Regions from separate parts of the Mus musculus genome. Here region 2 is linked to region 1. A link is a loop called in an ENCODE intact Hi-C map of the cell type or tissue named here. Cell type or tissue: left cerebral cortex. All regions are shown on one strand. Region 1 overlaps Ank2 (ankyrin 2, brain). Region 2 holds the start of Gm16958 (predicted gene, 16958).

The links. A loop is a pair of places that touch in the nucleus more often than their neighbours do. Peaks named below come from ENCODE experiments on the same cell type or tissue, not always from the same donor. Only the 100,000 strongest peaks of a DNase experiment are listed, where the experiment ranks them.
Region 2: it touches region 1 in a loop (2.8-fold over the local background); 3 of 42 quality-filtered maps call a loop at or near these places.

The regions. Positions count from the first base shown.
Region 1 is chr3:127,033,829-127,036,328 of GRCm38, forward strand. The region is part of intron 10 of Ank2 (ankyrin 2, brain); the gene reads right to left. Among named protein-coding and RNA genes, the nearest start is that of Gm25501, 30 kb to the left of the region's middle. In left cerebral cortex, no CTCF peak of the experiment used is centred here; DNase peaks (open chromatin) are centred at 1,369, 1,948 and 2,492; H3K27ac peaks cover 2,093 bases.
Region 2 is chr3:127,158,851-127,161,350 of GRCm38, forward strand. The region is part of intron 1 of Ank2 (ankyrin 2, brain); the gene reads right to left. Gm16958 (predicted gene, 16958) reads left to right here and starts at 2,455. Exons shown (of 3, transcript NR_105030.1): 1 at 2,455-2,500. In left cerebral cortex, no CTCF peak of the experiment used is centred here; DNase peaks (open chromatin) are centred at 1,288 and 2,246; H3K4me3 peaks cover 2,500 bases; H3K27ac peaks cover 2,391 bases.

The sequences.
Region 1 (2,500 bases):
TTCTTGGTGCAGACCCACATCACCTAACATTTTCCTGCAGCCCCTCTCAGCCTTTCCTTCGTCCCCATCCCTGCTCCTTTGTGTCACTCACAGACCCACAAAAACAGTCTTTACCAGGGACCCCACAGATATCACATTTGCCGAGGATCCAGAATTTACAACAGAAACCACTGAACAGAACATCCAGCCAACAAACACAAGGCCATATATTCACACTGTGAAATCCTTCAAACATCATTACACCAGATGCCTAGGTCCCAATGCAAAACCAAACATTTACTGCCAAGACAATATACATCCTCCAGAAGGCAGAAACCCTATATAGCAAGAGACTCCCCCCCCCCAAGAGATGTAATTTGGGTGAAACACAAGACAAGGACTTCAAAATAACAACTATGAATATATCCAGAGACCTTAGAATATGAATGAATGCCTTAATAAAGACAATGAAAACACAAACATTTAAATGAAATACTGAAAGCATCTCAAGACATAAAAGTAGAAATATAATCACTAAAGAAAACTCAAATTGGAATAAAAGTGGAAATAAGAAAACTTAGGATATCAAACAAAATCCTCAGAGGTAAACCCCGCCAGGGATTATAAGACATGGGAGAGAGAATTTCAGATCTTGAAGACAAAGAAGAAGAAATGAATAGCTCAGTCTAAGAAGATGTTAAATCAAAAAAAAAAAATCCAGTAAATCTGGGACACTATGAAAAAACCAAATCTGTAAATAATAGGCATAGAAAAATAAGAAGAAATCCAGGTCAAAGGAACAGAAAATATTTTTAATAAGACCATAGAAAAAAATTCTCCAGTCTAAGGAAAGATATGCTTACCAAGGTACAAGAAGCAGACAGAACACCAAACAGACAGGACAAGAAAAGAAACTCCCCGTGATATAAAATAGCCAAGGCACCAAATGTTCGGAACAAAGAAAGACTACTAAACGCTTTGTGAGAAAAAGACCAAGTCTCATAGAGACAGACTCATCAGAATAACACCTGACTTCTCAATGGAGACCATGCATGCCAGAATGGCATGGAGGTGTGTTATACCATCTCTAAGAGACAACAAATGCCATCCCAAACTACTATACATGATGATTTTGGCAAAAAGAGTGTATCAGACAGAAGATAAACAAAGATAAGCCCTCTGGGTTGGAGCCACACATGTCAGACCTCAACAGACAGTAAGGAGATGAGTATGTCTTAAGGTAGTGAAGGAGTATGTCTTAAGGAGAGGAGTGAGAGACTTCATAAGAGGGAACAGAGATTGTTAGACGGGCTGAGGTAACAGGATTGTGTTGGGTGTGTGCAATGTGTTCAGAACAGCTGGGTTGCAGAAGGAACAGAAGGCAGTCGGGAGCCTCCCGCAGTGATTCATGGGGGATGTATGGTGGCTATGAGGCTTTGGGTTTAAAGATACATATGGAACTAAAGGGTGACAGAATGCAGAGTGAGAGAAAAAAGAACCCAGCCTGATATGAGGGTATTCTGTATGAGGAACTGAAAGAATGAGACACCCATGAATGAAGATACAAGATTCAGAGAGGTTATGTTTAGGAGTGGGCAAAATATCATGAGCTTGCTTTTTCATTTAATTGGAGCTGCCCGGTAAATATCCAAGCAGTCACGGGGAGCTGCCATGAAGATAGAATTCTAGGAATATGCACGTGTGTGCCAGTGGTACAAAGGCGCAGCTTAAAATGAGCCGCAGGAAACATCAGAGCAAGTGAGTGGAGAGAGACAGCAAGGACAGAGCGTGGCCTCTGGAATTGCTAACATACAGAGAAAAAGAGGATGTAGTCACAGAGACAAGGAAGCAGATGCTATTGATGCAGAAGGAATCCAAAGAAGTATCAGGTCCTAGAAGGCGAATAAGGGAAGCGTTTAGGAAAGGGAGGCGTGGGAGGCTGGGCCGGGTGATGTGGAAATAGAACACGGGCTCCATGGGCTTCTGTGATTCACGGAACCAAGAGAGCCGTGCAAGTAGGAGTTTGTGGATCGCCTCCTGCTTGCTTCAGTTTTTCTCAGCGTTGTATGAAGGGGAAAACAGATGTCTCAGCGATTTAAAGAAAAAGTGGCTTAGGTAGCAGGGAGCAAGGCGTATCATTACAGAATCGCAGTGTGGTTTGTCAGACACATTAGGTTAAGTTTAGTGATCACACGAGTCTGGAAGCAACCCTATCGCAACTGCCGCACTTGGATGCAGGGATGTGACACAGACTTAGTGAGCAGAGGCCATAGGGAGTGAGTATGGACATTCAGAGGAGTGGCAGAAAGGAACTTGGGCTGTGCAGAAAGAAGGGGCTAGGGTATGGGTGGAAACTGATTCTGACTGGGATTGGGGGTTTAAAGAGAGTCATAAAAGGGGGGGTTGGAGAATGTGAGGTTAGGCATGGGGATTACGGAGGCATTAGTCAGGGCATGGAGAATTCTTCGTGGATGAGAGAAGACTCGTTTTGCTGAGAGCTAAAACTTTCTAACACGTGGAA
Region 2 (2,500 bases), 130 kb after region 1:
CTAAGGTGCTAATTAGACCAGAATAGCCTCTTACCCCACAAATGATAGATCAGTGTGCTATCTTTGAGCAAATAAGTTCAAATTAGTTTGTTTCAACCACTCTTGAACTCATTCATTTGCTTAAAGCTTAAATTCATTTATTATACCTCATATTTCACAAACACAATGGACATGCCATATACTTCACTTAAATACTACTTATCCAGTCAAGGAAGCCTGAACATTTTGCTGACAATGAGGTTGAAATGAAATTCCTTAATATGCATATCATTGCCTTTTTTAAAACCCAGAAACGATAAGTTAGTATTATGGGTTTTCATCAAGAAAAGAGTAGGACTGAAGTTTACAAAGAGTTAAAATTTATTGTAAACACTTTATGCAATACAAAGCAAAATAAATATTTCTTAATTAAGTTTATAAAGTTTACAAAGGCATATTAAAATAAATCCCAAATATAAAGCTACCCTAATTGAATTATTTTAAACATCAATAGTTATATCTTGGTAAAATTTCCTTTTAAAATCAATGTATTCCCCCAAGCTCTGTAGTTTTATCTGCACTGGGGATGCATAAAGGACTTTATGGGTAAGAAGCCTTCCATAGATATGAAAATGAAACTCTATATACTCTATTGGTTCTACAACAGAGCTACTACCTTACAATTATGACATGACATGAGCAGAAACCATGATCATGTTAAAATGATTTCTGAAGATGATAGTCTAGAGCCCAGTAACAGGCATTTTCAATCCTCCATGAGCTGCCATCTCATTATTTCGCTCTAAGAAATAATCTGAGCTGGGACTTTTTTTTTGTTTTTTTTTTTTGTTTTTGTTTTGTTTTGGTTTGGTTTGTTTTTTTGTCAAATCACATTTGAAAACTAGGTTGGGCTGGAATTTGGGGTAGGGGAAGTTGTCAATCTAGGAAAGACACTTGCTATAGCTTGGAAGTAAACCCCATCGTTTGGTAAACCTTTATTGTGCTGTGTAATGCTGCATGCATCTGCCATAGAAGAAGTTTATATGAAAACAGAAGAACGAAGATAAATACTGTCAAATTACTCTGGTTCTAGGGCAATGATATCTAAATTTGCCCAGACGATCTTGTCCTGTTATACCAGCAAACAATGATCTTGCTGACAGTGCCAGGTTCAAGCTAAAGTAAGACGGCAATCAAGCAACCGAGAAATTCCCACCAAGTACTGGCACTTGCCATTTTAACGATGCAACTTTTTCAGGAGTAAGGAGGTTTAGGGAAAGAATGGCAGTGAACCCCATGTGGAAACCAAGCACAGGACAGTCTAACGGCTCCCCGAGAATGGATGCAAGGCACTTGAGCTAAGCAATGTTATTGGGTCTCAACTGGATGTTGTTCAAGTATTCCTCGCCAAGAAATAATACACCGTAGTTGAGGGAACAAAGATTTAAGAGGATATAAATACACGAAAAATGCTTCAGGCAGTAATGTTCTATGGAGAGGATTAAAAACAAAACCGTAGGAGCCATAGAGGAGGAAATCCACCCAACCAAGATGGCCAGTAAGTAAGACTTGGGTACTATAAAAGACTCCAAGCACTCTTGAAACAAGGCATTTTAAAGGTCACATAAACAGTACTACATTTTCTCCAGAAGAGAAGCCACTAAATACACTAATTTTGTTTCCAGATAGTAATCATTTGATCTAACTAGTGGAGAAGTGGAACAGCATCAGGATGAAGGAAGACCTCGACTCACTGTGGCTCCTTAGGTGTCTCTCAAATTTAAAATTAAAAAAAAAAAAAAAGAGGCAATGACAAGGCTTCTCAATGCACAGGTGAACGTGGCGATCACGGAGGAAACAGGGAAATGGTCCCTGGAGCACATGCGTTAGCAAACCTGTGTGTCGCTTTGCATCTCTTAATCCCAGACCTGTTTAAAATGAGCTTGTGTACAATACACTATTTTTACATTCTGCTAATGTAATATACCATTTGTCATCTGAAATTATTCAGTGACCTAGTTTGTTAATTAAAGTGTTTAGATACAACAACTTCTTTACAGCCAGACAACTGGCTGAATGAGTATCTCATTACTGTCAGTTTGTAAGATTTATATTTTTAGGGAAATTTAATATTTAAAAAAAGAAAGAAAAAAACATGTTTCGGAGAAAGACAGCCAATCTGCGGTTGGCTTACTGTTAGGAGAGTCGATGATTCACTGCCTTGGTGAGCTAGCTATTTCCACTTAATTGCCAGCAGTAGAAAAGTAAATTACAGAATTAATAATAGAAAATAAGAATTCTAAAAATGCAGAAGCACAGATCACTGCATCCATATTTTTAGTCTATTCTAGTGTAGAATAATGTCAACACTCGGGAAGGCAAGGAGGTATACAGATCCTGTGGCTTATTCCCAATCAGAGATCTTGATTGAAAATACCATCGGTGTAGAAGTGCCCGAGGTCCAGTAGTAGACACGGGCAACGCGAAGAGGACAACCCTCTGGCCATACAGAAACCCTTCC